Linked DNA regions of Mus musculus: regions 1, 2 and 3 are each linked to region 4. The links are chromatin loops, found by intact Hi-C in ENCODE. Cell type or tissue: heart. All regions are shown on one strand.

Region 1 (5,000 bases), 420 kb before region 4:
GCTGTACGTAACCCCAACAGCCCTTCACTGTGGGCATCTTTGACCTATTTTGCACTACAGGAAGTTAAATCCAGGTCTTGCACGGGCCAGGCAAGGACTTTACCCCCAAGGTATACTTGAGGGGGGTGGGAGGTGGAGCAGATTCCTTTTTAACCCAAACAAGACGAAATGCAAGAGGAATCAAATGGGCATTAGGCTTCATTACCAATGCTGGGAGAACAGGGGCTAGGAGGTGTGTGTGTGTGTGTGTGTGTGTGTGTGTGTGTGTGTGTAAGGCAAGCAGAGGAACAGACACCTACTCTGGTTTCTCTATGACTCTGTCACCTATGCCCTTCAGATCACACCAGTTACTGTGCTGATGTGATAAATGATGTGCACAGAGCTGTCTGGAATACCCAAGTGGCGTTGCTGAGATAGAGATGACTCAGCAGTTCAGAGTGTCTGCGGTCAATCAGGAGGACCTGAGTTCAGATCCCAGCAGCCCAGCCATCCAGCCATCCCTGGCAGCTTACAATTAATGGCCAGCTTGACTCCAGTTCCAGGGATTCCAACGCCCCCTTCTGGACTGCAGGCACGTGGTTCACATATAGACAAGCAGAAAAACACATAACAAAAGTCTCTTGTTTCAAGACAGATTTCTCTGTGTAACCGCCCTGTCTGTCCTGGAACTCCATTTGCAGACCAGGCTGGTCTTTAAAAAAAAAAAAAAAAAAAAAAATCATTGAGATCCACCTACCTCTGCCTTCTGAGTGCTGGGATTAAAAGTGTGTGCTACCATGCCCGGTTCTAAATAAAAATCATTAAATAGAATAAATCAGTGCACTAAGCTAACATTTCCTTGAGAGCTCTTGCCTATAAGAGAAGGATGGGAAAGCTAAAGTTTAAAGGGTAAGCAGGATGTTTTGGGTGCTTCCATTTCCCCCAAGATGTCCTGTCCTGGAGGAGCCAGCAATACAGAGAGTACAGCAAAAGAGGCACCCAAATGAGGGAGGCCTTAACTCCAGTCTTCTAAAAATGTTGGTATGTTCTTCAATTATTTGAATCGCTCCTGCCTCTCCCTGCCCAGAAGACTCCCACAGGCAAGCAAGCACTGGACAATAGGAAGAAGTGGTACAGGTGTGGAGGTCAGAGTACAACTTCTGGAAACTGGTTCTCTCCTGCCACCACGTGTGGATCCGGCTCAGGCAACTCAGTGAGCCACCTAGCCAGCCCCTGACTTTTAAATTGACAGTATGGCTTTAACCTTGAGTATGTGTCCTATGAACTCAAGCTCTCACTTGGGGTGAGGTGGCACAGATCAAGCAACTTTTGTTAATGTTGAGATCAAACGCTTCAGAGATTCTCCAAGAAAAACCAATTATTTACTTCACCCTCTGTACAAACAAACATAAAGAAAGCTAATCTCTTGTACTTCAAAGGCAAGCAGAGAGAGAAAGCGCCTGCTACCTTATTAAGAGCTCAGCCGGAATTGTATTCGTTCTCTGAACGGCCAAATGACCTTGGGTCAGCCACCTTCCGGGGACCGTTTCTAGGTTTGCAAAACGAGGGTATTGCTCCGAGGATAACACGTGGGAGCTTCTTAAGCACAAACGTTGGGCGAGCAAAGGTGACTTAACCACGCGTCCTCCGCCACCACGTGCACTGGGCACATCCCCAGGACCCGCAGACCCCCAGAGTGTGCGCAGTTGGGCAGTCCTGGACGTGCAAGCACCCCACTCTCCCCAGGATGCTCAGCTCAAGGCCCCACGACCGCGTGCAGGGTTGGGTGTGGACGCGTGGCCTCACGGTCACAGCCCAGAAGGACACTCACTGACTCGCAGCAGGGCCACGTAGATGAGGAAGTTCCGAATGGAGGAGACCACATCCTCACGCATCTTCCGCTTCATCTCCTCCGGGTCCAACTTGGGCGCGAGACCCTCGATCCGGAACATTGCGGCGGCTCTGCCTCCAAAGCTTGCGAGAGCAGCAGCTTGCTCTCCTCCAGTGGCCGCCCTGCACCCGGAACTTAGCCAGGCTCCACTTCCTGTCCCACCCCTTGTTTCTGTCCTGTGACGGGAACCTGTGAGGGGAAAATTTCATCCTGTCTTCTTGTGTCTGAAGCAAAGAGACCTGAAGGGGGCGGCCGCCGCCTTAAGTCTCTGAGCCTTGGGTGGATCTGGACTGTGTTTTGGTCCCTAGCCGGGAGAGTGCCACCTGTAAAGTTGTTTTATGCTGTAAAGTAGGGAGGTGTGTGCAAAAATATCATTATAAATAATAATAACATTTATGAAGAATCTAAGACAGTACTTCGTGAAATGCACATTTTAGTCTGTCCTTCCTAGGTTTGAAATTTAAAACAACTTAGTTGGGAATGAAGTTCGTTTGCCAAATCGTTTTCTTAGGATGCATGAAGCCCTGGATAGTGTTGCTGTTGTGATAAACACCACCAAAATAACTTAGGAAGGAAAGTGTTTCACCTAACCTGTTAACGTTATCCAGGGAGGCCAGCACTGGAGTTCAAGCTGGAACCTAGAGGAGGGAACTGAAACCAAGCGGAGACGTTGTCTTTACTGGCTAGCTGGCCTCAACCAGCTAACTTACTTTTATTGGTTAGGACCACCTGCCGGGTGGCATTGCCCACAGTGGGCTAAGCCTTCCTCCATCAACTAGTAGTCACACAATGACCCTCAAATTCACCAATAGGACAATCTGGTGGAGGCAATTCCTCAATTGAGGTTTTCGCTTCCTAGGTGTCAAGTTGACAAAAACTAGCCAGCACAGTGCTGCACACACCTGTGTTCCCAGCACTGGGCTGCTGGAAAAAAGGGGTCAAGAGTTGAAGGTCAGGGCAGTGCTGGCTCAAGCACTTGGGAGACACAGGCAGGCAGATCTTTGAGTTCAAGGCCAGCCAGGTCTACAGAGTGAGTTCCAGGACAGCCAGGGTGACACAGAAAAATCCTGTCTCCAGACAAACAAACGAATGAGTTCAAGGTCAAGGTGGAAACAGTGTCTCACACCTGTAATTTCAGCCCTCAGAAGACAGAGGCAAAAGAATTACTGCAAGGTTAGGGGCAGCCTGGGTTACAAAGTAATTACAAGGACAATCTGAAACAAACAAACAATCCCAAGATAAACAAACACAAACAAAAAACAGAGGTCAAGGTTATCACCCTCAGCTAGTGAGCTCAGACTGCTAGTGTCCCAGACACTGAAATTCTAACATTTCCCACATTTTTTTTCTGTACACTCATTTTTTGGAGGTAACTGATCTTTAAATATTCTAATGAAGATCTTGGACTACAGCAAGTATGAGCCCAGATCAAAACTGATCAACACTGGACAGATGAGAGAAAATCAAGTTAGAGTTTTCAGACATGAATGGGACAACTGAATTTTTCACATAATCCAATATCAGAACGTCTCTTTTTGCAGGCACACTGTATAACAACAATGAATTTGGGGTTAAATAAGAATAATACTTGAGGGCTGGTGAGATGGCTCAGTGGGTAAGAGCACCCGACTGCTCTTCTGAAGATCGGGAGTTCAAATCCCAGCAACCACATGGTGGCTCACAACCATCCATAAGGAGATCTGACTCCCTCTTCTGGAGTGTCTGAAGACAGCTACAATGTACTTACATATAATAAATAAATAAATCTTAAAAAAAAAAGAATAATACTTGAAGCCGGGCGTGGTGGCACACGCCTTTAATCCCAGCACTCGGGAGGCAGAGGCAGGCAGATTTCTGAGTTCGAGGCCAGCCTGGTCTACAAATTGAGTGCCAGGACAGCCAGGGCTACACAGAGAAACCCTGTCTCGAAAAACAAACAAACAAACAAACAAACAAACAAAAGAATAATACTTGAGGCCGGCCATGGTGGTGCATGCCTTTAATCCCAGCACTTGGGAGGCAGAGGCAGGCGAATTTCTGAGTTCGAGGCTAGCCTGTTCTACAGAGTGAGTTCCAGGACAGCCAGGACTACACAGAGAAACCCTGTCTCAAAAACACCAAAAAACAAACAAACAAACAAAAAAACTTGACTGTGAGAATGACTGACAATGTTAGCACCTTCCTGATTGACAGAGTGTAAGACCCTGGGGTTAGAGTAAAAAACTCTCGAGTGTTTCTTCAAGCTTTAGTAAGTATTTGCATCTATAATTCAGACAGTGGACAAGCAGAGGCAGCAGTGGTAGGGGAGGGGCTGACTCCTAAGGAAGAGGTCCAGCCTTCATGAGTGCCGAGAAGATCACTCTTGGCAATGCTTCTCCCTGCTCACAAAATCAGGGACAAGTCTCTCTTTCGTGCTCTAAAGTCTCTTCTCACTCTGATCATCTATGCATTTGAATTCTATTTGTGTCATTGAGGGCATAATAGTTTGGAGTGCATGAATGTCAATATATCATCACCCGTGATCAGCTAGTGTGCTGGCTAGATTCTTGTTAAGATGACACAAGCTTGGGTCACCTGGGAAGAGGGCACTTCAGTTGAGGTGAGGTCCCCATCAGGTCGTCCTGTGGGCAAGCCTGGGAGGCACTTCCTTGATTGATGATCGGTGTGGGAGGGCCCAGCGCAGTAAGAGCGGTACCATTCCTAGACACGTGAGCCTGGATTGTTTGAGAGAGAGCTGGCTAGGTAAGTAAGCAGCATTCCTCCACAGCCTCCACTTCCTTCAGACCCTGCCTTCAGGCTCCTGCCTGGACTTCCTGCTCTTGGCTTCCCTTTGTGATGGACTGCACCTATCTGCAAGAATAAACCATTTCCTTCCCTAGTTGCTTTCGGTTATCATGTCAACAAAACCAAACTAAAACAGATAAACAAAATAGCCAGTATGTGCATTGCTCAAGGTAGGAAACAATGTAACAATGAACAGATCTTGCTACAAGAGATGGTTTACTCTCAGCAGAGGCTTTAATCTAGGCAGAAAGAGGCAGAGCTCTGAGTTGGAGGCCAACCTGGTCTACAGAGTGAGCTCCAGGACAGCCAGGGCTACACAGAGAAACCCTGTCTCGAAAAAACAAAA
Region 2 (5,000 bases), 83 kb after region 4:
AGAGGCAACAGGAAGGAGACCACACCCAACAGAGTGGGCTTCCTCTTCCCAGGGTCTGTGGCAGACACTCACACATACCTGTGAGGCAGTTACTAGTTCCAGCCCATTTAGACTTTACAGAAAGAGAGCACTGAGCAGTTGAATGCCCCATAGCTCTGGTCACATCTGCATCGCTGTGACCAAAGCCCATGACAGAAACAACCTGAAGGAGACCTTGTTTTGGCTCACTGTTCCAGAGAGCTCATCTGGCAAAGTATGACAAGCAGCCAGCATTACGGCAGCAGGAGTGTGCTGGCGTGACTGTTCACAAGAGTAGTGGAACAGGGAGGGGGGAGGGGAGGAAGGAGAAAGAGGGAGAGAGAGAGAAAGAGAACGAGAGCGAGAGCAAGCGAGCAAGAGAGAGAGAGAGAGGGAGAGCAGGGGCTATATATAACCTTCAAAGGCCTTCCCCTAGTGACCTACTTCCAGTTAGAGTCCTCAAGGCTTCAGAGCCCTTTAAAACAGTATAACTCAACCTAGGAACAGGCATCCAAAACAAGAGTCTCTGGGGACATTTCAGACTCACATCATAACCCTGGTCTACTGGCTGGTGAGGACAAGACAACTCCAGCAAACCCCGTTTGTCCGGGCACCTAGCCTACTCAGCAGAGCAAGAATGAGGGTCCTATGACCACCTCCCCTGACTGCCTGCCAGACCCCTATTCTCCCACCGTACAAGAGGGGAAACTGAGGTTGAGAACTTGAGCAGAAATGTGCAGTAAGTCAGAGGTAGGACTGGAAACTGCTCTAGGCTTCTTATCACACTCTCCCAGTCCTTCTGAGGAGTGGCCACCGCTGGGGGTGCAGCACAGTGGAGCCAGGCTACTAGTTCATTTTCTGTTGCCATCATACAATGTTCAGACTGGATGAAAGAGATGAAAGACTGGATGAAAGACTGGAAGAGAAAAGGGGCTTATTTGGGGTTACAGTTTTAAAGATCGAGTTACATCCAGTGATGCCCTTCTTGCTGGGAGAATCCTGAGGTGGTACAACGTATTACACAACAAGAGACAGGGGACTTGTATGGGTGTCTTCTGGGCTTTCTTCCTTTTATGAACACCAGGATAAGTGATGGGGATTCCAAGCTAATGACCTCACTGAATCCTAGCCACCCCCCCAGATGTCCTACCTCTGTACACCGTAGCTGAAATAAATTTCCACTTTAATATTTCACAGTGGAGATTAGACTTCAATACCTGAAATAGGGCTGGGGGGCAGATACCACATCTGAATCAGAGTGCCTAAGCTGGTGGGAGCCCAGCCCAGAACTTTCTGTGCTCTCCCAGCCTTGGGCCCCTGACGTGTTTGTAGGAGAGCTCACAGAAACCTCCTGAGAATGATATTTACTGTCATAAGCTATTTATGTTGCAGTTTAAAAGAGTTCTTGTGTTACCTTACATATGTGTCTATGTATACATAGAGAAAACTATTTATACTATGTATCCATTACAACACATGGTATTAAAACCAGCTCCCATAGCCTACCACCTATCTTGGGACCAGAATTTTCCTGTTAATCTTGCCCATGTCTGATGTCTTTCCTTTATTTTACCCTCTTGCCTCTCTCAGAGGTGAACACATCTCACATTTTGGTGTTTTCATTTCCTCTCTCTTTTGTGATCATCTAAGTACCTATGCCTATATTGCATAGCTATAGGAGATCTGCTAATTTACATCCGACCTTCAGAAAAGTGTTATCCAGCTGTTCACTATTGTCTTCTGTGAGTTGCTTTTTTTTTTACACTTACTGTTATCCCTGTTGATACTTGTAGCTTACTCCATTCATTTTCCATGCTGTATAATATTTTGTTTCAAGAAATGTTACATAGCATTTATTCCTTTTTGGTGATGGGAATTTCTGGATAGCATAGTGCATGATTAGGGAACCTGGTTTTCGTTGTCTTCCCAACTCTGCACCAAAGGATCCTCTAGCGCCCCCTCCTGGAGGAGTCAGAGTGTCCCCCCCCCTCCCCGAAGAATTTACACAGGGCGGGGCTTGTCAGACTAGGCTGGGTAAGAGCGACTAATGAGAAGTATATGATCCTGGAAAAGCCTAGAAGGTCTGAAGGTGGCCAGAGGGACACCTGTTTTTCAAGGCTGGTCCTTGAGGAACTTCACTGTGGCCTCTCATCTTCCTGCCACAGAAGCCCATCTGTGCATGAAGCCCTCTCTCGGCTCTCTTCTGTGCCTTTTCTGCCTCTTCAAACCCATCCTGTTCCTTGGTCTTCACCTCTGATCTCTCCAGTTGAAGGAATCCAAATCTCCTTCCTGAGGGTGGCAAGCCTGCTTACTGGCAGCACAGATCTGAGAGTGGCAAGCCTGCTTACTGGCAGCACAGATCTGACGGTGGCAAGCCTGCTTACTGGCAGCACAGATCTTTGGTCTGTGACCCCTTTGCTTGCTCAGAATCCTGAATTTACTGGAAGCAATGCTGAGGTGTGGGACTAGAGTCCCCAGCTGGGCAGTTATCATGACATGGTCCCTTCCCAAGTTCTCTGTGTGTGCATTTTGATCTATGTAGCTCACACTCCATATCGCATCTAAAGTTTTGTTGCTTTTGAGACGAGGCCTCTTGCATTTTCAGCTCAGACTGGCCTGGAACTCATGCAGCCCAGGTTGGACTTTAAACTTTTTTAATGGTTCTTTGAGATGGTGTAGCTCTGGCTGTCCTGGAATCTCTGTAGACTAGGACAGTCTCAAACTTAGAGATCTGCCTGCTTCTACATCAAAAGTGCATGCAACATTTTTTTACATTAATTAATTATTCAATTAATTGTGTGTGTCTGAGGACAGATTTTGAGAGTCTATTCCTTTCTTCTACCTATGGGGTAGAAGACTATCAGACTTGGAGGCAAGTGCCTCTTACCCACTCAATCATTTCATTTGCCTCTCAGGTAGTTTTGAACTCATGAAGATTCGTGTGCCTCAGTCTCCCAAATGTTGTATCTGATTTTTTAATAAGATGTTTCCCCTGTCAAGTTGCTTTCTATCACCAAGTTTTTGTTGTTTGTTTTGAGAATAGGCTCATTTGGCCCAAGGTGGCCTCAAAATCACTGTGTGCTGTCAAGGCTGATCTTGAACTCTTGATCCTGGTGCCTCCACCTCCAAGAGCTGGGAGGGTCATTATCCATGTTAATGGTCATACATGGTTCCATCACATGCCTTAAGGAACTGGTGTGTGCAGATGGCCCTTGGCTTATGTCCGGGGAAAGGATGATGATGCCCTTTCCTCCCTGGCTCCTGTGCACAGTGCAAAGTGCGATACAAAAGCCTTGCTGGAGCTGCTGTGCACAGTGCTCTGTGCAGTGTGGGTCTTGCTGGAGCTGCTGTGCACAGTGCTCTGTGCAGTGTGGGTCTTGCTGGAGCTGCTGTGCACAGTGCTCTGTGCAGTGTGGGTCTTGCTGGCTCTGCAGCAGCTGCACTGAGCCATGCCGTTGTTTCCTTTCCCTTCTTGTTCACATTCCCTTCCTGAGAAAGACCAAAATGCATAACTAATGGTGTGGTTACTGCTGAGAACCTGCTAGTAAGGTTTAAGTGGCAGAAACAATCCAAAAGAGCTTTGGCAGGGAAGAAAGAGAGAGAGAGAGAGAGAGAGAGAGAGATTGAGAGAGAGACACAGAGAGAGGGGGAGAGAGAGAGAGGGAGGCAGGGAAGAGAGAAAGAGAGAGGGAGGGAGGGAGAGAGAAAGACAGGGAGAGGGAGAGGGAGAGGGAGGGGGAGGGGGAGGGGAGGGGGAGGGGGAGGGGGAGGGGGAGGGGGAGGGGGAGGGGGAGGGGGAGAGGGAGAGGGAGAGGGAGAGGGAGAGGGAGAGGGAGAGGGAGAGGGAGAGGGAGAGGGAGAGGGAGAGGGAGAGGGAGAGGGAGAGGGAGACTTGCATGGAGGATAGGAGGGACACCTCATAGAAGGGTGGATGAATGGCTGGGCCTTAGCAATGGGGAACAAAGATGCTGTTACCATAAGATAGCTGCTGTGTTCTATGTCAGCTATATCCTTCTTCTCCCTCATCAGCAAATTGGTTTCCTCTGCTTCTCCTGTCCTTGGAGCAGAGGACAATTGAGACTATGCCCAAGCTTTGGAAATGAACAGTCACAGAAATCAAGACTGGTCCTTCTTCCTCTGGACTGGGCTCCTCCTGTGCTGTGAAGGGGAGTTGGCAGTTGATCCTGGAATATCTAGGCAGGCCGGATGGGACAGGACTATGGAAAGATCATTTGGTGTATGGTTTGTTTTACCTCTCCTTATATTTTACCAGCACTGTACCATGCAGACACTTTTTTTCTTATATTGAGTTATTTTCTTTGGACCAGTTCTTTGGAGTGGAATGAGTGGGTTGTCTGTGCATTTTCATGATGTTTGATACTATTGCCAAATCAACTTCAAAGATTCTTTTCAGTTTTGCAACCACACTGCACCAGGGCAGAGGGAGAGACCCTTCCGTTGTCATAGTGAGCATAGGTGTTAGGACTTGAAATAGACTTTTTACTATTCTAATAACTGTAAAAAGGTATGTCATAATCTTTATTAGCATTTTTTTCTGGCCACTGGTATGACTGCAGACTTTCCCATGGATATGGTTTATAAACTTGATTCTCCCTTGTGAATTGGCTTTACCCATTTATTAGAAGAAGGCTTGCCACATTCAGATTTTAATTCCCTGGAAGTAGACTCACCACCAGTCTTTAAAACATAAAAATAATTTGTGACTTCTGGGCCCATGAAGTCACCTGAGAGCCTGGTTCAGCATAATAGTTAACATGACTGTCAATTGATGTGGTCTGGAACCAACATGGAAACAAACCTGACAGCTTATCTGCTCGGGTGTTTTTTGGATTAGTTTAATAGAGATGAGAAAAATCCACCCTAAATGTATTATCTCACAGACTGGGTTCTGGGCTGAACAAGAGACCTGGAGCCAAACCGCAGTACCCATGCCTTTTTGCTTCCTGACAACAATACAATGT
Region 3 (5,000 bases), 210 kb before region 4:
TTCAACATTAAAAATACCCACTGTTGAGCTGGAGATGGCTCGTGGGCTAAGAGTACTTACTGCTCTTGTAGGGGACCCAGCTTTGGTTTCTAGCACCCGTGTAGCTGCTCACAACCTGTCATAACTCAAGTTTCAGGGGACCTGACCTTCCTGTCTGACCTCCACAAGAAGCTGTCACACAGCGTGCAAAAACATACATGTAGGCACACTTTCCTGTGCATACTTTAAAAATGCCTTGTAAGTCCCCACTGTTGTGGGTGATTACAAAACCTAGCGGGAATCATTACACCTTTTCCGGCTTCCTGGGCATGTGGTCCTGCACAGGGCAATGAGAATGAACCCAGTGTGTGGTGAATATGCAGGACAAGTGACGATGAGACAGTCATCAACTCAGTCAGCCTGGACCTCAAAGGTGATGTCTCCTAGGGCTGAGGACACAGCTCCAAACAGGAACACCATTAATAAAGACCCAAGGGAAGGAAACAAAGCCCAGTTACACTGTGAAGCTTAAATATGGTTCCATGAAGTAACAGAAACCACGAGGAAAGACCCCTGAGTACAATGCTCTCTGTGTGATTTGAACAATCCTTTTTTTAATGAGATTTTTTTTTTTAATGAGTTCATAAGATTGTTGCCCGCTCCTGTCAAAAGTGAGACAAAGGGGTTGGCATACAAAAGATAAGAGAAGGAACAAATAAGATTGAGTGACTAAAGACCCTTGAGAGTTGAAGAAAAAGCAGCAGAGAGGCCAGCACATTTCTGGCTCAGGTGTTCAGGAAGAACATGGCTAAACTACCCAGAAAGCCCAACCTGAAAACCTACAGAAACAAGATTACTCTTCTGTCAGCTCCAGCTCCAAGGATTTAGAGCCATGATGAACAGATAGCCAATAGTGCCCATGGCCCTTAGACTAGGGCCATTTTCCTCATGGGGTGGATTCAGACATGACAGGTAAGGAGGGGGATAGCAGATGTAACTCTTCAACCCGGTAGAAAAGAACCAAGGCTGCAAACATGACATACAGCAATACTTCTGGAGCCGCAGCGCCTGAGAAACTCTTATAAACTGTCTTGGAGAACTGGTTTATGCTTTGAAGACAATTCAAGTAGCCCTCTGGATAGTTAACTTTCTCGGGAGTGGATATTTTTTCTTGTTGAAACCAAAGACTCCCATTATTACCTGCACATTTGGTCTGTTTCTTTTAGTTGCCCCTTCAAATGCCAGGTAAGACAAAGACGCTGGCTCACTCCCTCCAACATCAACTTTGAATATATCTCCAGATTTAGCGATCACTATGCCAATCACGTGGTCCCCTTTCACAGGTACATACTAAAAGCAGAATGAAAGAACAGTCATAAATAATACAAATATCATTACAAAATATCTTCTGAAACTTTCATCTAGGTTGATCAGGGTGGGTCTCAACCTATCCAGCCAACTCATACTCCCCATGTAGCTGCAACTACAAAACCGGCCCGCACCAGTCCAACTTTATGAACGTCTAATTCACACTTGATCAAGTTTCAAGTTTTCTCAGCATCCTTTACAAGTCTGGTGGCACAAGAATCTTTACATTCAAGGAAACCCACTCCATTTGACATTATTCCTAAGTGAAAGCTCTTAATTATTCTATGGGAATTTTAATTCCCTGTGATTTATTTGGACTCATTGCAACTGGGACACCAAATGGCAACCCCGAGGCTTTGGGTTTTTCAAGACAAGATCTCACGGAACCTTTCTCTCCTGTCACCCTTCTCAGGATGTGTTCCTATTGTGGTTCCTCTAAAGAAGATGCAGAGAGGGGGCTAGAAGCCACCGCGGCTCTAGATTCGCCTTAACCTATGATCGCTTGCAGGGGGCCCACTTTCGCGGCAGCGCCGCCTCTCCGACATCCGCTCACCCGCTTCTGCTGCGAGTCCACCCAGTAAACGCCGCCGCCGCCTCCGCTGGGCTCCTTGTGACGCAGGCGGCCACACTTGGTGACCAGCAGACGGTCCCCGCAGCGTCGCAAACCTGGGCCACACACTACGCGCAGCCTCGGGCGCGCACCCGCATTCAGGCGTAACGGCTGCTCCCCGGCGCCGCCAAGGCCGTCTACGTCCTCGTGGTCCGGCAGCACCAGCTCCTCCCCGGGGAGAACCACCTGATTCAGCACCTTGTGCACGGCCCGTGCTCGGCAGCCCGCCACCGACTCCGGTCCCGCGGACAGTACTTCAGCCATGGCAGGCGTCACCATCGCAGCTTCCGGTATCTACTTCCGCTTCCGCTACCCGCCCACCAGGGTCATCTCTTTCCGGTGGTTGTGGGCTTTCTGAGTTGGACTTGAGCTTGGGAGATACTCGCTTCATCCCATGGGTGCTACTCCCTGCCCTGTGTCTGTAGCTTCACGGTACCTAATGTAACAATCTCCCACCTCCTCCCACACACATCACACCTTTTCACCTACTTGAGTTCATCTCTTCAGTGGCTTGGGAACATCGGTAACTCAGGAATTCTCCCAGCTACTTCTTTGGGAGCACACTAACAGCTATGTGAGAAACTGTTAAATCCAAAACCCACAATGTGCAAGAACTTAAGAACTTACAGTTTTCTGACTTTGGGGTTATCTGTGAAACCAGCGTTTCTCTGTCGGCATCTTCAATGAGTAATTGATTCAGTTCTCCAACAGCACTGAAGGCCTTGGCATTGACTGAGATCAGTTGCTTGATGCTTTGCTGCCAACTCGAGTTTATAGATTTTTTTTTTAGGGAAGGGGCATCACAATTCCTGCAAATTTGGTAAAATGCTGGCAAGCCATTTAATCCCTGGATATAAGGGACAACTGAAATACAAGTGCCCCAGCCAAGTTGTTAATTAGTGCTATTGAAAGACTGAGAGTAAGACTCCGAGGTAGGCAGATAAGGAGAGGAGCCACGGCTAGGTAACAGGTGATGAATTGTCAAGTTGGCTAACTTCTTCCTCAACCTCAACCTCCTAACTCAATACAAGCTTAGCAGCCTCAAAAAAAGGCTGTGTAGGCTTTTGTGTAGAGGGTAGGAGGGCATGTGCTTCCAGGTAGTCCTATAGAAACCAGAATTGTTAAACATGCAGATCTTTTTCTTCAATGGAAGAAATTGACAGCTATTCACTTGGAAGGCTGGAATGGAGGTTGTTGAATACCAGGTAATTTTACCATTCTGTGGAGCTAGCTCTCACCTGAATCCCCCTTTTCCTGAGCATTTCCAGTCCATAGACTCCATCCTTATAAGAGAGATCTCATGGATTTGAAAAAGAGTTTGCTATTATGATTATAAAAACCTTTCCTCCCTAGGCTCTTCTCCTGAGCATGTTTTCTCAGTCAACAGAACCCACTCTTGTGGAAGAGGTCATGGTGCTTTTCAAGAAAACATGCACTTTGCAAGGGAGTTTAGATATAACCGTGTCCTAAGCTTTGTGGTAATAGTTGTCACAAGAAAACCTTTTTTTTTTTCTTTTGAAAGTTTTACTGTTTAAATAAGTAATAAATAAATAAATAAAAATAAACTGGAGTCAGACTCCCGAAGTTTGTACCAGCCCGGCTAAGTCATGCTGAACCACGTTTACTTCTTACTTTCTGGGGATCCGCTGGCAGCAGAGCTTGCAGGGACCCCCACACTTTTAACTCTCACCTGCAACAACAGCAAGCCCCCTGCTGATGGGCCGGTTGAACAAGTTCAAGGCCTGCACAGGACACATTACACAACAGTTCTGGCCTAATTCACCATCAATTCTTTATTCAAATCGACCAACCCTACATTTGGGGGAGGGGGGGGGGAGAGACTCTTCAAAGACTTTAAAAACGCCAGTTCTCCAGAAAAGATTGGATTTGGGGTGCTGAATCCCCTATGTATTTTGAAAAGGGTCTTTTTCTTGGTGTCCAGTTTGTGGTTTTCTTCACTCCTCATAAAGAGCTTTCTTCAACAGCTGATTATGTCGTCTGCATTTGAGAGGTTTCTGCTTCCACCTGTCGAGCGCCATTTTTTTTCCTTTCAAGCCCCCTAGACTGTACCACTTGGTTAGTCTCTCACAGAGAGACGTTCTCTGGGCAGAGGTAAATTATGCTTCTTTCTTCCTTTATAACTCAGGTCTCAAAAAACGATAGGTATTCTGTGACTAACCAACCAAGCCCACTTTAATTCAATGGCTCAATGCTATGCCTTTGGTGTATTCAGTGATGTCAGGCCTCTGAAAGGTGGAGAAGGAGAATGAACGTTGCTCATTCTCAGGACTGGTCCTCAGCACCTACCCTAGGTAGTTTGGAGTTTCCCAAGGAAATAGAATACAAAATCTAGGGCAGGAGCCATACCCGGTGCACTTCTTTTAGCAAAGGGGCAGGAGGTAGCCCACGCGTGGATTCAGAAAACAAAGGAGGCTAAGTCATTGGAGACTCAAGGCCAGAAAAGGCGGGCCCTTGCAAGCACCACCCACCGGACACGCCCGCGAGGGCCTCGAGCTGGAAGGCTTGTCGCCTGAGCCCTGCCAAGTTTGTACTTCGAATCCTCAGGTTCCTGCGGTAGCGCACCTGCGTGCAGTTAAGAGTCTGTCTCAAAGCATCCTGGCTTATAACCTCTTCGGAATTCAGCAGCAAGAGGGATACTCTGGATTCGGGAGTGGTGATAGTCATGAAGTCTCGAAACGACAGGAGGTCTTTTTTAATGGTGGTGTAAATGGCTGTGGCCGTTGGAGAATAAAGAGAACACTAAAAGACAGTATAGGCCATGTGGGTACCTCTTTCTCAGTCTGGCTTGTGCAACTTTTCCCTGAGTTGCCCAGGTAGACTCAGCTGCGTCTATATTGAGTTTGCAGTGGAGGCCATTTGGGGGTTTGAGTACCACAGGCCTTCATCCCTACTTAGGCAGCCGAGTGTTACCACCCTGAAAAACTGGATCTCAACCGAAGCTTTTCAAGCTTTTCCTAGATGTCTTAGTTTCTCTGTCTCCGTCTCCCTCCGTCTCCGTCCCTTCCTCCTGCTATCCCCTGTG
Region 4 (5,000 bases):
AGACACTTCTCCAGCCATCCCCTGATCACTCCTGGCTCCAGGTCAACAATGGAAACCCCATTTAACACCAGGCCCCATCACAGGGTGCCCTCTGTCACAGCACTCAACACAGACATACCCTGCTCAGGATCCCCCTTCCAGCACCTGGAAGAGGAGAGCAAAGACCCATGGGAAATATTGTGACAATGTAGCCAAGTCTTAGGCACACTTGACATTCCAGCTACAAAGTATGATTACTATGCATCTGTAAGTCTTAACTCTAATTGGGGGGAAAAATGTTTACAACAAATTTGAAAGCCACACAAAGATTTCTGAGAGCAGGCTGAACCACAAGCAGTAAACAAGGAAAGTCTGCCCCCTGGGGGGCAGTGGTCTTGGGCAACTAGGGATGCTGAGTCAGGTGAGGTGGGCTGCAAACCTCTCTGGAAAGCTCTCTCCTCACTTTCATATGGAAAAGCTCAAAGCTCACCCAGTGAGCCCACCACATATGAAGCTGCAGGAAGCTTGACTTCCAGAAAACATCAACCACAAGCCCAATAGCTCAGCTCTTCTCAGGGACATCTCTCCTCTTGTACCCTTGGTGACTGTATGAGTCACCAGGGCTTCCAGCTCTCTGTTCTCAGTGTGGCATCTTGGATACTTGGGAAGCACAAAGAGTATGCGTTTCCAAGGTGTGTGCCCACACCGTTCCTGGGGACATAGGCTCCTTCAGGCTGCTCATACCATCCATCCTGGGCAGACAATGCAGGATGACCCCAGGGAGACCAGACAGGCAACTTTTTCAGGAGGGCATATCCTTCCTCACCTCTCCCATAAAGCAAAAAGAAGCCTTGCCAAGCACCCGCTGACAGGTAGGAAATGTCTCCCTGCTAGGCTAGCCAATCTCTATCAGTCCAGGCAAAAGTTTGAGCTTGCAAGGAGAGTGTGGGGAAGAACGCAGGCAAAGCAGGGGCCGGCCAGCCAAGCAACCCTGCCGTGAAGATCTCTCACTGGGCCTCAGATTTAATCAAAACACTGCCTCAGCGAGAAGTGGGCAGAACAAGTATTTTATGGGGGAAGGGAGGTTAACTCAGGAGTGTGAAGGGAAGGAAGAGTAGAGGGGCCTGCCTGTAATTAACTCCCTTGTTATGAAGCAGGGAACAAGATGGCCTGATAGATTCGGCAGGGGATTGCCACAAAGGCTTCTCATTCCCGAGACGGTACTACAGGGATGGAATCAGGAAAGAGAATGAAGTGGGCAGAGAAGGGTCTCTTTTTAGCAGACTGCCTGCGGAGCTGGGGAGAGCGGGTGGGAAAGGCCAGATGGGTAAATTCTCTGGGAGGACGAACCTTAACACCGGAAAAGCCTGCATGGGGGTTCCCAATATCGCTCTAGTACAAAAGGCCGCTTGGCTTCGGAAACCTGGCACGCAGAGTGGGACGTTTAGAAGCATTTACACACATACAGATATTCTGGGACAGCCAATAAGGAAATCTACGACCCGGAGATTCCCTTTCCCATTCTAGACCTCAATTCCCATCTGCATCTGGGAGGGGGACCACTACAGGGACCCCGGGGTAAACGAGAGTAAATGCTCTTTTAGGCCAGCCGCTGCTAACTTTACTGGGGGAGCCGGAAGGGCTGGCTGGGTCTGTCTTCTGGGTAGTTAGACGGGGTGCTCTCGCTCTGGCTCTGGGATCCGCAAGGGTGCGTTTGGGGAGCAGGAACCAAAGAGTCGGAGTCTAATCACCATCTGGCAAAATGAGCGCTGTAGCCTAGACCCCAGGATGCCAGAGCAAAGTTGATGCAAGGGATGGGAAACGTGGCAGTGCCTCAGTTCCCCAAGCGCACCAATAGCTTTGGAGCTTACCTTATCTTTCTGACCAGCTCCGGTCTCCTCGGCGGAGCACTTGTTGAGCAGTTTTTTGCCTCCGCAGGTCGTCGGGCTCCAGGTACGGCCGCCAGAGCACACGCCTCCCGGAGGGTCCCCCGCAGCGCTCGCGCTCTCCACTTTGATGAGTCGGTGCTTAGGGGAGATGTAGCGCACCTCCGCCGGCGTCGTCGGCCGCCGCTCGCTGCTGCTGCGGTAGAGGTGCGGGGAGCCGGAGGATGAGGACGAGGACGCGGCGGCGCCCGCTCCCGCCGCCGCGCAGCAGCAGCCCGCAGCTCCCGCTGCCGCCGTGAAGGCGCGCTGGCCCCCGCCGGGGTCCCCGCCGCCGCCGCCGCCGCAGTAGTCCAGGCGGCACATAGCTCGCAGTTTGCGCAGCGACGAGCCCGGCCCGTTGTACGGGTCCTCGAAGTCGCGCTCCTTCTGCGCGCGGTAGGCGCGGATGAGGTCACTCGTGCTGCCGCTGTCGTCGGGCAGAGAGCCCGACGAGGCCGAGAAGCAGGCGGCGGCCGACCCACAGGACGCCGAGGACGCCGAGCAGGCCTGCGGCACGGCCTGCGGGGGCTGCTCTCGTCGCTCGCCCCGGCGCCGCTGCTCCCGGTAGTCCGGCCTCGGCGGCTGCGGCGGACTCTTAGTCTTGCTGTTGCCCAAGCTGAAGTACTTGTTCAGCCACTTGGCCATGGCGAAGGGCCGCCTAGGGCCGCGGCGCGCGAGCCCGGTCCGCCGCCGCGGCCATTCGGGGGACAACGCTGTCGCCCAGTCCCGCAACGCCCCTGCCCCGGTGGGGGGCGTGCGGGGCACCGGTCGCCAAGTTCAAGTTCTCGCAGCCGCCGCCTCCTGCCGGCCGCCGCCTGGCTCCGGCCGCTGCTGCACAGCCCTCCGCCCCTGCCGCGCGCCGACCGAGCTTTGGATCTCGCGCCCCGCACAGACGTGTCTCATAGGGACCCGGGCCGCCTAGAGCGGAAGGCCAGGCGCCCCCCGCCGCGCACGCCCGCACCCAGCGCCCCCACCCTCGCGGAGCGCGCCCCTGCCCCGTGCGAGCCGCGGCCAGCTGCGGGCTTCTCGAGTGCACGGGGGCGAGCCCGGCCCCACTGCGGGTCGGAAAACAAGCGAACGAATGAGGGAGGCGGCCGGCGCCTGGCGGAGCCCGCGCGCCCCTGCCCGTCCCGGCGGCGCCTGGCTCTGCCGCTGCCTCTGCTGCCGCCTCCCGAGCCGCCGCGTGTGTGACACTCGGCCGCCAGAACCCGCCCAGCGCCGCGGCCCCGCCCCTTCCCGCAGGCCCCACCCCTCCGCCAATGCCACGCCCCTCCTAGGCCACGCCCCCGCGTGCAGCCAGGAACCTCCTCACGACTGCACGAGCCACCTCCTGCGGCCGCCTGGGCGCCAGCTCCGGGGTCCTGCCCTAGGGCGCCCGCGTCCTGCGGCTTGGCAGGCCGTGCCTCCCTCCAGCAGGGACTGCGGCTCTTTGAAGCCAAAGCAGTCAGCACAGTCCCTGGGGGCCCACGCGCCGTGCACTCTAGGAATGGATGTCCACCATCGAGGTGGTAGGCAGGCTGGACTAACGCACGACCTCTAGTTGACCGAGAGGACCATGCAGAGGAGATGCCCTAAAATGAGAGAGTGGCTGTCCCTCTTCTCTTTAAAGGGACAGAGACTCCGGTTCAGCTTTTCCGGCGCCGGGTCTTCGGAAAAACTCTTTATGCTAATGAGTGTATTAGCAATCCAGATGACGGATCCGGACGGGATAGGCGGCTGGGACCAGGCGGGGCACCAATCCCTGAGCAAGGCTAAGGGGAGGTCGGACTGTTTGCTTACCTTTTCACCTTCTAGGAAGTGGGGCTTTAACCCTGTTCACTGCCAACCTAGTGGAACCAGCTATGTAAACATTTAACGCTTAAGGTTGCCGGAGCTGGCGAGACTCTATTTAATCCAGAGACAGTTTTCCAGATGGAGAAACTGAGGCCCCGAGGTAGATTATACATGGATGACTAGGATCTGGTGGCACTGTGATGATGTAACTTAAGACAATGGAGTTATTATCCAAACGTGAGGAAACCCAGGCCAAAGGGGGGTAGCTTTCTGAGTCTGCTCTCAGAGGGGGTAGCAGGAGCCTTGTCAAGAACAAAATACTGCCTGAAAATGAAATAAGATATCTGCCTTCTAGATGTTAGATATGTTTGGAAGTTCTATTTGGCCAGCCCCACCCCCCATCCCCCTTGAGTACCTCTGAGCTGAAACCGTCCTTCAGAATGGTGATTTGCCAAAATAACACACTGTGACCGTAATTTCACCTGTCACCTGTACATTATATATAGGTTGGACACACTGTTTTTCCTGTGTCCTGTAGGAACAGTAACCTATCGAAGTAGAGAGCAAATCCAGGATCTGCTAGTACTGGAGGTCAGACTCTCATCCTGAGACTTCGGGACCTGGTAAGGCACAATGTGACCTCTTCCAAACTCTCCCTGCGACCTACCAGACTCAGGCTCCAGCGACACCACACTAGAAAAAGGCAGACCCATGACTCCGAAGGCTCCAATCTATCTGCTCAGCCCCACGTAGTCAGACTACTTGCCTCTCTCGTTCCCTAAGACCACTTGAATTTCCCAAACCCCACTGCTACCTGAACCCCAACAATCTCCGATAACATTCCCACTTATTTCTTACCTGAGACCTATTCATTTAGCATCCTTAGGAAATAGTCTTAAACTCTGCACACAGGACAAGGCTGAACGTTTGGTGTGTGGAGCATAGATAGGGAGAGACCCCAGAAGTTGATGCTGAGATGCTTATTTTGGGTATCCCTACACTTATATGTCTCAAATTACCCTTTAAATCCTTGCTCTGCTGCGCAAGCACTTAATCATGCTGCATGGAGGGAGGCCCCAATTAAGGGGAAAAAACCTGACCGACCAGGACATCCTCGTTTTAAGCCCCACCCCCGTCCCGCCCCCTCCCTCCAGCTTCTAGGCTCAGGAAGGAAAGGAAGCCAGATCCTGGCAGTCAGCCAGGCCACCTGGGCCAAGAAAGTCCTCCCCAGGGTCTGGAGGCCTGTTCTCTGCTCCCTGCATGTGTGCTGCACATGGAAACAGTATCTTGCTTTTCTGAAGGTTTAGGAAGCGAAGTTGTATT

Evidence for each region. Hi-C counts contacts between places; a loop is a spot of excess contacts. Peaks named below come from ENCODE experiments on the same cell type or tissue, not always from the same donor. Only the 100,000 strongest peaks of a DNase experiment are listed, where the experiment ranks them.
Region 1: it touches region 4 in a loop (2.5-fold over the local background); 3 of 42 quality-filtered maps call a loop at or near these places.
Region 2: it touches region 4 in a loop (2.0-fold over the local background); 8 of 42 quality-filtered maps call a loop at or near these places.
Region 3: it touches region 4 in a loop (3.0-fold over the local background); 2 of 42 quality-filtered maps call a loop at or near these places.

The regions. Positions count from the first base shown.
Region 1 is chr4:45,106,103-45,111,102 of GRCm38, forward strand. Tomm5 (translocase of outer mitochondrial membrane 5) reads right to left here and starts at 2,011. Exons shown (of 2, transcript NM_001099675.1): 1 at 1,811-2,011. The coding sequence starts at 1,931. In heart, a CTCF peak has its summit at 2,113 (motif pointing right); a DNase peak (open chromatin) is centred at 2,049; H3K4me3 peaks cover 2,127 bases; H3K27ac peaks cover 1,845 bases.
Region 2 is chr4:45,610,324-45,615,323 of GRCm38, forward strand. No RefSeq gene overlaps it. Among named protein-coding and RNA genes, the nearest start is that of Gm12408, 27 kb to the right of the region's middle. In heart, a CTCF peak has its summit at 1,959 (motif pointing left); no DNase peak of the experiment used is centred here; H3K27ac peaks cover 290 bases.
Region 3 is chr4:45,318,371-45,323,370 of GRCm38, forward strand. It overlaps Exosc3 (exosome component 3), which reads right to left and starts at 2,246. Exons shown (of 4, transcript NM_025513.4): 1 at 1,901-2,246; 2 at 1,180-1,329. The coding sequence starts at 2,221. In heart, no CTCF peak of the experiment used is centred here; a DNase peak (open chromatin) is centred at 2,181; H3K4me3 peaks cover 1,957 bases; H3K27ac peaks cover 1,276 bases; H3K27me3 peaks cover 1,427 bases.
Region 4 is chr4:45,527,712-45,532,711 of GRCm38, forward strand. It overlaps Shb (src homology 2 domain-containing transforming protein B), which reads right to left and starts at 3,117. Exons shown (of 6, transcript NM_001033306.1): 1 at 1,851-3,117. The coding sequence starts at 2,549. In heart, CTCF peaks have their summits at 356 (motif pointing left) and 3,074; DNase peaks (open chromatin) are centred at 1,570, 3,270, 3,420, 4,870 and 5 weaker places; H3K4me3 peaks cover 4,865 bases; H3K27ac peaks cover 4,620 bases.